Linked DNA regions of Homo sapiens: region 2 is linked to region 1. A link is an interaction called in ENCODE POLR2A ChIA-PET data of the cell type or tissue named here. Cell type or tissue: PC-9. All regions are shown on one strand. Each heading gives the region's core, and the rest is flanking DNA. Links, peaks and the distances in the headings are about the cores only.

Evidence for each region. ChIA-PET counts read pairs that join two places held together with the same protein. Peaks named below come from ENCODE experiments on the same cell type or tissue, not always from the same donor. Only the 100,000 strongest peaks of a DNase experiment are listed, where the experiment ranks them.
Region 2: POLR2A ChIA-PET joins it to region 1 with 14 read pairs; 2 of 35 experiments call an interaction of 5 or more read pairs at or near these places.

Annotation. Positions count from the first base shown.
Region 1 is chr5:91,148,173-91,154,507 of GRCh38, reverse strand. ADGRV1 (adhesion G protein-coupled receptor V1) reads right to left here. Exons shown (of 90, transcript NM_032119.4): 88 at 4,287-4,478; 89 at 1,110-1,287. It overlaps LOC107986432 (a long non-coding RNA gene), which reads left to right. Exons shown (of 7, transcript XR_001742795.2): 7 at 2,320-2,686. Among named protein-coding and RNA genes, the nearest start is that of LUCAT1, 160 kb to the left of the region's middle. In PC-9, for the core only: no CTCF peak of the experiment used is centred there; a DNase peak (open chromatin) is centred at 2,367.
Region 2 is chr5:91,252,450-91,258,784 of GRCh38, reverse strand. The region is part of intron 1 of LOC107986432 (a long non-coding RNA gene); the gene reads left to right. Among named protein-coding and RNA genes, the nearest start is that of LUCAT1, 59 kb to the left of the region's middle. In PC-9, for the core only: no CTCF peak of the experiment used is centred there; no DNase peak of the experiment used is centred there.

The DNA.
Region 1 (6,335 bases), core at 428-5,427:
TGCTTTGCGCCGCCGCTTAACTATGTAACCTTGGGAAGGTTGTAAAATATGATACATGAAAATATGCTGTTATTCTTAGGAATTTTGGAGTATTTTTCAAGATATAATAAAATTTTAACTTCAAAATAATAAAGAAAAATGTTTTAGCAAAGCAATATACTTCATAGCCAAACAATAAAACTATAAGAAAGTAAAATGCACTTCTGAATAAATATTTCAATAACTTCAACTGGGCATGGACACATTTTCTTGCTTATGTGGTTATCTAGAAATTAAAATTCACTGGAATTTTTATAAGTGTCAGTTCAACATTTTTCTGAGGAAAAAATTTTTAAACTGCATATTTGATTTGAAAACTCAAATTAGTTTACGGTTTTCTTTTAATGTTCAAAATAGAATTTCTGACCAATAAAATATCCACTATGTTTATATTATGAATGCAGATATCATTTAGACACACTGGAAAGAATGATATCCACTAACTGTTTCACCCAGGAGCGTGTGACCCTTAATCAGGCGGTTTCATGGTCTTTTATTGCCTTAGCATGTTTCTAGTATCATATGCTGATGAGTTGGGACCTCTTGGACTGTTTTCCTCTCATTCTGTAAGAACTATCCACTGGGGTCAAAGTTGAGTGGGACTGAGTAAATAGGAGGGTCAAAGAATTATTGTATGTGATAGCACTTGGAAATTATAGAACTATACCATGCTCATTATGTTGCCTTGGAAAGTTTCTGCTTCAAAGGCACTGCATAAGAAGGTCTCTTTGGCAGGCCAGAGGCAAAACTCCCTCAGTGAGATCCCTATCGACTGTCTATAGCAAACTTAATAGTATCTTGGTGTTCTAGCAAGATTCCAGGACAGGGATATTTACATTTAGTTAGAGTATGTCTTTTTTGAAAACAAGTTATAAATTATTTTTAGGTTGTCTTACATTTGGTGCCAAGAACAAAATATCCTAGAGTTTTCCTGGGATTAGGAATGGGTCATGAGAATCAGGATGTGCTAAGGGTGACTGATAGTACTTTGCAACTTCATGGAAAGAAAATATAAATTGTAACATAGCAAGAGTGCCTACTTCTAATGTCGTTCATGGGTTCATACATACCAGTTTTTAATGCAAATATTAAATCATCAAACTCCTGGGACTCCTCATCGGCTATCAGTGACCCCTGGCCATATCCTCCAGAGGACGGGAACGTGGCTCCATTTTGTGGACTTGGCTTTAAATCAGGGCTGGCCTGACTGCCCTGTTGGAAGGATGCTCTCTCCCAGTCAGGTGGCACCTTTTTAGATTGGGATGGGGGGAAAAAGAAACCATAATATGAATGCATACACATTCACTATGAAACCCAAATGGACAATTGATCTCTGCCTCTCCGTACAAAGACCTTGCTAAACGGCAGTGGCATTGTTTTGAAACTAGACCTTTACTTATTTATAAATTTATTTTTTCTAGAGATGGAGTCTCACTACATTGCTCAGGCTGGTCTCAAACACCTGGGCTCAAGAGATCCTGCCTCAGCCTCTCAAAGTGCCGTGATTATGGGTGTGAACCACCATGCCTGGCCTTAAATTTCGGTGGGAGGATTGCTTGAGCCCAGGAGTTAGAGACCCACCTGGACAAGACTGTAAGACCCCCATCTCTACGAAAATTTTTACAATGTAAAAAATTAGCTGGGTATGGTGGTGTGCACCTGTATTCCCAGCTACTCAGGAGGCTGAGGTGGGAGACTCACTTGAGCTCAGAAGTTTGAGGCTGCAGTGGGCTATGATCATGCCACTGTGCTCCAGCCTGGGTGACAGAGAGACATCCTGTCTCTACTAAAAAAACAAAAACAAAAACAAAACAAAACAAAATAAAACAACTTTAATTTTATCTTCATTCTTTAGAAAATTATGTCTCTCCCTGAGACAATTTAATCTGTGATTCTAAACCATGTCTCTATTTGAATTACTTGTAGATTTCTATGTTGTCATGTGTGGGGAACGAAAACTAATTTTTAACCCAATAAATACTTTTTTTTGGTAAGATGTATGCAAAGAAAATTCTGTTAAAAAATATAAGAAATGGAGAAGAATCCTCCTAATCCTTTATCTAAAATGCCACATAGGATTTTAAATATAGTAGGTATCTATAAGGATATACTAAATTGAGAAAAATACTTTCATAGCATTCCTCCTTGTTTTTGATTGAATGATTAAAAAGATAGCTCTATCCTGGAATGATTAAATGTATTTACATCCCTCTAGGTTACTGGTAAACAACCCCTTAATCCTTCCTTCCTGTACTTTCCCTTCTCTGCATGGTTTTTTAGAATGTCTCTGACGGCACTTCACTGACAGCTGAATCAAGGCCAATTCTATGCCTCTGAGGAATGCAGAGCATACTTCAGGCTCTCCTGTTGCACAACACCCAAGTGAGCACCCAAGTGGTGGCTCTGGACCAAGAATTGGACTGTTACAGCTACTGCCTACCAACATAGGGTGTTCTGAGAGACAGGTTACAGCTACTGCCTATCAACACAGGGTGTTCTGAGAAACAGCAAAGACACTTCGTTTCTGAAAATGGCGATCTGAGAACTTTAGAAATGAACTTGAGAGGAAAAGATGAACCTTAAAAAATTTCACTAGGAAGTTGAACATCTAGACCAGCAGTGTCCAATAAAACTTTCTGCACTGATACAAATGTGTTATATCTGTGTTCTCCAATATGGCAGCTACCAAACACATGTGGCTGTTGAGCACTTAAAATGTGGTGAGGGTGAATGATAAACTGACTCTTTAATGTTGCCTAACTTTAGTTTAAATTTAAATAGCCACATGCAGCTAATGGTTATTGTATTGAACAGTTCAGATGTAAACAAATGCTGGACTGAGCAACCATTCAAAAAAAATTTTAAGATTCATTTCTGAATTCTTGATCCTAAAAAAGTCCCTGTTTCCATTGGGCCTGCTGTGATGAAATAAGTCTATTTTAAGAACTTTGGGGATAGAGAAATCGTACTAGATTTCCAAAAAATTAAGGATACTAAAGATATAGGTTGATTTTTAAAGACTGTACTTGAACTTATTCATTTTATAACTCAAATTTTGTACCCTTTGATCAAAATCCTTCATTTCTTTCACCCCCAGCACCTGACAACCACCTTTCTACTCTGTTTCTGTTACTAGTTAATAATTCTGTATATAAAAATTTCTCATTCAAACTAAAAATATATATAGTACTTGAATTGTGAATATTTACCTTAATTTTAACCTAACATAAATAAAATACCTTTCCATATTGCTATGAAGGACAAAAGTTATCTCTGGACAGGTAAGTTATCAGTCTATTGATTTATCTATCTACCAATCTCTCCATCCATCTATTAATATAAACTGTTTCCTTTTCAGACAGATGTACCTTGATTTCCTGCCATTTTTCAGGAAGTAAACACAAATACTGTTTTCCTTGGCTCCTTAATATAAAGAGGGCAATATGAGCTTATAAAAAAATGGTAACCAAGCACATCTTGGACACTGCAGAAATTTTTAGAGGCCTTTGTTACTATCTCCTCCTGGCCAAAGGAATTCAGGGATGTTTTAAAATGTGAGCAGTGGCCCCACTGCTAGGGGCAGCATTACTGACAAGCTGGTGGCAATGGGATTCACACACAGGAAATAAAAATGATGTGGACAGAATGCAGAGAGCAATGGGAGGTAGATTTGTACAGAGGAAATCCTGGCTAGATTTTCCAATAGTGCTGCAGAAGCACTCTTCTGAGCTTGTTTTCTAAAATATTTTCTGGTATGTAAATTGAAAAGAGGTTTGGCTTAATTTCTTTTCTCTGTTTGCTGGGATTGAAGTAGTGAGTTGGAATGGGTGGAGGAAGAGAGCTATGAAAGTATTTTTAGGAAAAATAGCATCTTAAGAACCATTTCCTTGGCAGACCCAGTCACTGACATGTCAAATTAGAAAGATTCTGAAGAAAGAAATGTCAAATTATACTCCATCTGATTTCCCAACACAAACTGCTGGTCAGTCTAGCTCACAGGGTGAGGAAGAAAAAGAATTAGATAATGGGTGTGACGCTATAGTAAGGAAACCAAGTACCATAGGTCAGAAGTTGTCACCTGGTGTGATTCATCTTGATTTAAAAGTCACCTAGTGTGATTCATCTTGTACTCTTTATGAGGTGGAGAGCCTGTCAATGAGACAGACAGACACAGAGAGAGAGACAGACAGAGAGAGAGAGAGAGACAGAGACAGAGAGACAGAGAATGAAAGGGCAAGGGCAGACACCTCCTCCATAGCACCGATGAGATTCTGGGTGGACTTGCTGATTTCCCCTCCAGCAGGAGGCATTCCACTCCCGGGCGTGAAAAAGGCTGTGCTGGGTCCAGGATGCCCATTCATTTCCACAGTGTAACTGGCCTTCATAGGGCAACACATTTGGTTGTGTAAAATGAAATAAACCATGAAAACATAAAGTCCCTGCAAAAAAAAAAAAAAAAGAAAAGAAAAGAAAAAGAAAAAGAACATCAGCATGTCAAAGTCAGTCCTGCTACCGTAGCTGAAGAATAAACATGGTTGTATTGGTCCATTCTCATGCTGCTATGAAGAAATACCCAAGACTGGGTAATTTGTTTTTCTTTCTTTCTTTTTTTCTTTCTCTTTTTTTTTTTTTTTTTTGAGCTGGAGTTTTATTCTGTCACCGAGGCTGGAGTGCAGTGGCATGATCTTGGCTCACTGCACTTCTGCCTCTCAGACTCAAGTGATTCTCCTGCCTCAGTCTCCCGAGTAGCTGGGACTATGGGCGTGTGCCACCACACCTGGCTAATTTTTATATTTTTAGTAGAGACGGGGGTTTCATCATGTTGGCCAGGCTGGTCTCGAACTCCTGACCTCAAGTGAGCCACCCACCTCAGCCTCACAAAGTGCTGGGATTACAGGTGTGAGCCACCGTGCCCAGCCAAGACTGGGTAATTTATAAAGAAAAGAGGTTTAATTGACTCACAGTTCCACATGGCTGGGGAGGCCTCAAGAAACTTAACATCATGGTGGAAGGCACCTCTTCACAGGGTGGCAGGAGAAACAATGAGTGCAAGGAGGGGAAATGCCAGACGCTTATAAAACCATCAGATCTCATGAGACTCACTAATTATCATGAGAACAGCACAGAGAAAACTGCCTCCATGATCCAATTATTTCCACCTGGTCCTGCCCTTGACACATGGGGATTATTATAATTCAAGGTGAGTTGTGGAGAACACAGAGCCAAACCATATCATTCCGCCCCTGGGCACTCCCAAATCTCATGTCCTCACATTTCAAAACACAATCATGTCCTTCCAACAGTCTCCCAAAGTCTTAACTCATTCCAGCATTAACCCAAAAGTCCAACTCCAAAGTCTCATCTGGGACAAGGCAAGTCCCTTCCACCTCTGAGCCTGTAAAATCAAAAGCAAGTTAGTTGCTTCCTAGATATGATGGGGATACAGACATTGGGTAAATACACCCATTCCAAATGTGAGTAATTGGTCAAAACAGAGGGGCAACAGACTCCATGCAAGTCCAAAATCCAATAGGGCAGTCATTAATCCTTAAAGTCAAAAAATGATCTTTGACTCTATATCTTACATCCAGGTTCACGCTGATGCAAGAGGTGGGTTCCCGCGGCCTTGGACAGCTCCACCCCTGTGGCTTTGCACATTACAGACCCCCTCCCAGCTGCTTTCACAAGCTGGCTTTGAGTGTCTGTGGCTTTTCCAGGCACACAGTGCATGCTGTTTGTGGATAAACCATTCTGGGGTCTAGAAGATGGTGGGCCTCTTCTCACTGAGGCAGTGCCCCAGTGGGGACTCTGTGTGGGGGCTCCAACCCCAATTTCCCTTCTGCATTGCCCTACCAGAGGTTCTTTATGAGGGCTCCACCCCTGCAGAAAACTTCTGCCCGGGTGTCCAGGCATTTCCATATACCCTCTGAAATATAGGCAGAGGTCCCCAAACTCAATTCTTGTCTTCTGTGTACCCACAGGACCAGCACCATGTGGAAGCTGCCAAGGCTGGGTGGGGGCTTGCACCCTCTGGTGCAATGGCCTGAGCTGTACCTTAGCCCCTTAGAGTCATGACTGCACACATGGCACACAGCAGCGGGGCCCTGGACCAGGTCTAGGATACCATCTTTCTCTCATAGGCCTCCGGGCCTGTGATGGGAGGGGCTGCGGTGAAGGTCTCTAGCATGGCCTGGAGATATTTTCCCCATTGTCTTGGCGATTAACATTTGGCTCCTCATTACTTATGCAAATTTCTGCAGCCAGCTCAAATTTCTCCCCAGAAAATGGGTTTTTCT
Region 2 (6,335 bases), core at 806-5,805, 100 kb before region 1:
GTCCACCAAAGGATAGCTCACTGAAGTACAAAGAGCTTGGAAGAACCAATTTCTAAGTCTTTATGTTCTATATCAGTTACCCTAAGTATTTTGAAATATCTATAGTTTTTTTTTTTTTTTTTGAGATGGAGTCTTGCTCTGATGCCCAGGCTGGAGTGCAGTGGTGTGACCTTGGCTCACTGCACCCTCCACCTCCCGGGCTCAAGTGAGTCTCCTGCCTCAACCTCCTGAGTAGCTGGGACTACAGGCATGTGCCACCATGCCTGACTAATTTTTTGTAGTTTTAGTAGAGATGAGGTCTCACCATGTTGGCCAGGCTGGTATTGACCTCAGGTGATCTGCCTGGCTTGGCCTCCAAAAGTGCTGGGATTACAGGCATGTGCCACCATGCCTGGCCATCGAAACATCTATAATTGTGTAGATTTCCTTACTGCTTACTCTGCAATGGCAAAATCTGTTTAAATATTTCTTTGGTGGGGGGTTTCTTTGGTGGGGGGTGTTTAGAAATGCACACAGAAAGAACATTTGCAAACACATTTGAACAAAGCTTGTTTGGAGACTAATTTTTACTTCTATGATGTTGAGCACATAAAATGACAATTATATTATTTCCTCTAAAATAAAAAAAAAAAAAGTTTAGGCATGAGGTGGCCATAGAATTTATCTGTACTGAAGCAATTGGGTTGTATGGATTCTTATATTACATGGTAAATATTTTGCATTTGTCCAGAGTAAGCCTCAGTAATTAGGCCATAATCGTAATTTGTCACTCTTAAAGACTACAACTGTGTGTATTTGCAAAGGTTAATGACAATTCGATTTTTCAATAATTCTGGGAGCATTGTTTACCAAACTAAGATGGCTAGCAAGACTCTTATCGTTTACTTGATATAAATATATTTTATTAAATACTTAAGACTACATAACTACATAACTTTGTAAAGAAAGCTTTTAACCAAATTTTGGAAATTAAAGGTGAGTTTTTTCTTTCTAAAGCTGTGATTTTAACCTTCATGGTGCCCAGTCATGTGCCATATATTATTTAATATTTAATAAATAGATGTCATGACATCTATACACACATATATTTTAGTATTAAAATCTATATTATTGGTTTTTCCTTAAAACTATTCAGAAGGTAATAAGCAATTCTATTTCTATTTTACAGACAAAGGTATGAATATTTAAATGTGTAATAGGCTAAATCACATGAGTAGCAGAATGAGTACCAGAACATGATTCATTAATTTTGTGTTTACAGATCAGTGAGCCCCAGAATATTTTTGTTTCTGGACTGTTCTTTAGTCAGGGTGGATTAAACTACATCTGTATTTGCTGTTGGAGAGATTCCAAATGCACATTTTATATGGTATAAGTTGAAAGTGGAATAAAATGTTACTGGAAAAGATCACCTTTTCCACATAAAATCCAGGCTTTCAAAAGAAGCATAGTCTAGATTCATATAATTCTGGAACATCAGAATAAATAAACCAATCAATAAACTAATAAGGGAAGGAAGGTTTCTTAGTTACTCTTCCAGATTTTACGGCTGGTTGCAGTATCATGTTCATGTTAGTAAATGGCTTTGGGAAGCCTATTAGCCAGCAGAAATGTGAACTAAAGATTATACTCAGTGGAATAACAGTAGTTAGCATTAACCAGATAGCAAATTTCAATAAAATCATTTCAAATTGGAGAGAATAATCCCATTTGGAAACTTCTGTTACCTGTTCAAACAACAATGGTATTGAACATGTTTTTTTTTTTTTTTTTGAGATGGAGTCTTGCACTAGAGTTAGGCCAGGCGCAGTGGCTCACACCTGTAATCTCAGCACTTTGGGAGGCTGAGGGGGTGGAGCCCGGGCTGGAGTGCAGTGGTGTGATCTCAGCTCACTGCAACCTTTGCCTCCTGGGTTCAAGCGATTCTCCTGCCTCAGACTCCCAAGTAGCTGGGATTACAAGCACCTGCCACCAGGCCTGGCTAATTTTTTGTGATTTTAGTAGAAATGGGGCTTCACTATGCTTTCCAGGCTGGTCTTGAACCCCTGACCTCGTGATTCTCCTGCCTCGGCCTCCCAAAGTGCTGGGATTACAGGCGTGAGCCACCACGCCTGGCCTGAACATCTATTTTATGTCCACCAGTGGTATAGGGTGATGAGATATGAGAGAGAAAATTAAGAGTTTTTTGCCTTCAAAGAATTTATAATCTAGTTCTTCCTGACTGTTTCATTTCAGGGTGGCCAATACAAGCTTTAGATGCTTCTTGATACCTTTATTTAAAGAACCAAATTTTGTCAGAATCACTCAACTCATCAGGCACCGTGGCTGACACCTATAATCCCAACACTTTGGAAGGCTGAAGTCGGAGGATCAATTGAACCCAGGAGTTCAAGACCAGCCTGGACAATATAGCAAGACCCTGTCTCCACAAAAGAATTAAAAAACTAGCTGGGCTTGGTGGCATGCACCTGTAGTCCCAGCTACATGGGAAGCCGAGGTGGGAGGATTGCTTGAGCCCGAGAGGTTAAGGCTGCAGTGGGCCACGATTGTGCCACTACGCTTCAGCCTGGGCAACAGAGTGAGACCCCACCCCCACCCTGCCCCCCTAAAGAAAGAGAAAAAAAATCGCTCATCTCTTTTGGAGGGTACCAAGAAGCAAATGAATGATAGTGAAAATATATAGTGCAAACAGTCCTTATTTTCTTCAGTTGGTGATGATTCAATGACCTGTTAGAAAGATCTCAGTGTAGAAAAGGCCTTGACTAGTCAGGTGATCTTTGTGAACTCCTTCACCCTCAGAAAGGAAAAATAATATTGGTTCTGCCTCCTGGCACTGGCAAGAAACACATGAATGCCTGTGCAAGTGCATATCAAGGACTGCAATGTCATTTATCAACAGATTTCCAAAGCAGCAAAGAGCAAGCATTTAAACCATGCAATTGAATTTTAGGAAAAATGCTCAAAAATAAAATTTGACTAATTATTCAACCTTGTTAGGCATTCTGCCCGATCATCTTTCTTTTTTCCTACACAGCGCAAAACACTTATTTGTGGTATTCATTAGAAGGAAAAAATAATAATTATTGTTATTGTGCCAAATTTTTGGTAAAAATTAGTTAAAAGCTTATCAACCTACTAGATTTTTTTTATCTAGTCTTGCCTTATGGTAATTATGCTGAAATATCAATTGCACAATCATTTATTGTGCAAGGTCAAGGTACAATTCACTGTATTAGACACGGAAAGAAATACATGAATATAAATATTAACCTATTTTTGATGTCCAGATACTTATAACCTAGCAGAGATAACTCTTTTTTTTTTTTTTTTTTTTTTTTTTTTTTTTCTGAGACAGAGTTTTGCTCTTGTCGCCCAGGCTGGAGTGCAGTGACACCATCTTGGCTCACTGCAACCTCCGCCTCCTGAGTTCAAGCAATTCTCCTGCTTCAGCCTCCTGAGTAGCTAGGATTACAGGCACCTGCCACACGCCCAGCTGATTTTTGTATTTTTAGTAGAGACAGTGTTTCGCCGTATTGGCCAGGCTGGTCTTGAACTCCTGTCCTCAGGTGATCCACCCACCTTGGCCTCCCAAAGTGCTGGGATTACAGGCGTGAGCCTATAAATAGGAGATTGTGCTGAAAGTGTTTATAAGATGCAGTTGGACACCTCTCACCCCAGAGCTCCTCCTCTACTCTGTATAGTAGATCAAGTGTAGGCCCAACAAGGACAAAATATTGCAGGTTTATTCAAAAGAGGGTATTGGAAATGGAAGACACTAGGCAACATCGAAGCTAGGGGCTACTCTGCAAAGAACAGTGGAATTAAGTGATTTTTAACATATATTCTAAGAGCAGTCAGCTTGTCTTCCTATCCTTAGTTCCCAGAATGTTTGCTTCCAGCTTCTACTCTCTCTAGGCTGAAGAGTGGAAAAGTCATCTCTGGGGAACCTGATGAGCCAAGAAGACCTAAAGATCCTGATATCAGAGTTCCTTCAAAGAAATGGGCCACGCATATCACCCACCAAGAGCAAAGGACCATCTAAATGTAGTGCATCCAGAAGATGCTCAGAGCTCTCTATTCGCTTTCTAGTCACCTGCTCTTAGGGAATCCAAGGTCATTCAACATCTGAGAGGATCCACTTATGTGAAAGACAGAGAGGGCAACAAGTAGATTAAAACAACATTGAAGGCATGGATACAGGCAGGAGGAGAAAAGGGAAATACTTTCATATCTCTGATGGAGAAGAGAGAATGCTGTATCCATAAAAGTGAACAGTTTGATGATCTATCATCTATCTATCTATCTATCTATCATCATCTATCTCTCTCTCTATCATCTATTTATCTGTCTCTAAAAAGAGTAAGAAAGACATCCTTAATATTCAAATCACGAGAATATATATTAAAAAAATACCCAATAGAAGAGTTGAAGGTCGGGCGTAGTGGCTCACGCTTGTAATTCCAGCACTTCGGGAGGCCGAGGAGGGTGGATCACTTGAGGCCAGGAGTTCGAGACCAGCCTGGCCAACATGGTAAAACCCCATCTCTACAAAAAAAAAAAAATACAAAAATCAGCTGGGCATGGTAGCACATGTGTGTGCAATCCCAGCTACTCGGGAGGCTAAGGTGAGAGGATCACCTGAGCCTGGGAGGTCAAGATTACTAAGCTATGCTTGTGCCACTACACTCCAGCTTGGGTAACAGAGTGAAACTTTGTCTCAAAAAAAAAAAAAAAGAGAGAGAGAGAAAGATAATTATATAAATTGAGGACATCTCTCACAAGGTAGAGTGAAAAGACAATGAGAAGGATAATTACATAGAGAAAAGATTTAGAGGACTAAAGGACCAGTGCAAGAAGTTCAATATCTGCATAACAGGTATTTCAGATGGTAAAAGGAATCTGAGGATTTTTTTTAAGAAGAAGAAAAAAATTCATAAAAGGAGATAAGAGAAAATGGATAGAAGAAAATAATCAAATAAGTAAATCAAGAACATTTGTCGGAACTGAAGGATATGAATTTCTACATTAAAAGGGGACTACCAAGGGCCCCAAGCAGTAATTCTAATTGTTTCAGTGGAATTTTAAAAATTGCTTTTATAGAGACAGGGTCTCACTATGTTGTCCAGGCTGGTCTTGAACTTATGGGCTGAAATGATCCTCCCACCCTGTCCTCCCAAAGTGCTGGGATTATAGGCACAAGTCACCATGTCTGGCCTCAGTGGGATTTTTTTTTTTTTTGAGGTTGGGAGAGAGTTTTTTGGTCATATTTTCTTTTCTTGTTTGAGACAGGGTCTCACTTTGTTGCCCAGGCTGGAGTGCAGTGGTGCAATCATGGTTCACTGCAGCCTTGACCTCCCAGGCTCAAGAAATCCTTCTGCTTCAGCCTCCCAAGTAGCTGGGACTACAGGCATGCACCACCACACCTGGCTAATTAAAAAAAAATTTTTTTTTTGTAGAGACAGATTTCACTATGCTGCCCAGGCTACTTTTGACCTCTTGGGCTCAAGTGATCCTCCTGCCTTAGCCCCCTAAAGTGTTCGGATTACAGGCATGAGCCACCATGACCTGCCATGTCTTAACTTCTAAATAATATGCTTATATAGCTGCTTTGTGAGTTTTCAGCTTTAGATGTCATCTATTGTGTTAGTCCGTTTTCACATTGCTATAAAGAACTCCCCTGAGACTGGGTGATTTACAAAGGAAAAGTTTCAATTGACTCACAGTTCCACATGGCTGGAGAGACCTCAGGAAACACAATCATGGTGGAAGGGAAAGCAGGCATCTTCTTCACAAGTTGGCAGGAAAGAGAAGAGTGAGGAGGAACTTCCAAACACTTAAAAACCATAGATATTGTGAGAATTCACTCACTATCACTGGAACAGCATGGGGGAAACTGCCCCCAGGATCTAATCACCTCCCTCCCTCAACACGTGGGGATTACAATTGGAAATGAGATTGGATGGGGACACAGAGCCAAACCATATCATCTATTGACTTCCTATTTTAGGATGAGCATTATTTACTCATTACTTTCTTCCTATGTATCTATTCTTCTCTTCTTACCATTCACCTCGTATAATTATGTTTTAATTTTGGCTAAACCAGTATTCACAATTTACATTATTATGACTACATAAAAGCTGCTCACAGCTGAGACATGTAGCATTTTATAATTTCTCTTTTTGTTTCCGATATAATCTTTTGCTTTCCTCTAAGTTAATCTTTGTCTTGTTTCTTCATTTGTGAAATTTGAAAGTTTAAGAATCGACCTATTTTCACTCACAATTCAAATACTGTCATTAAGAAATGATCTCCTTCCTTTGATCTGCTCTCCT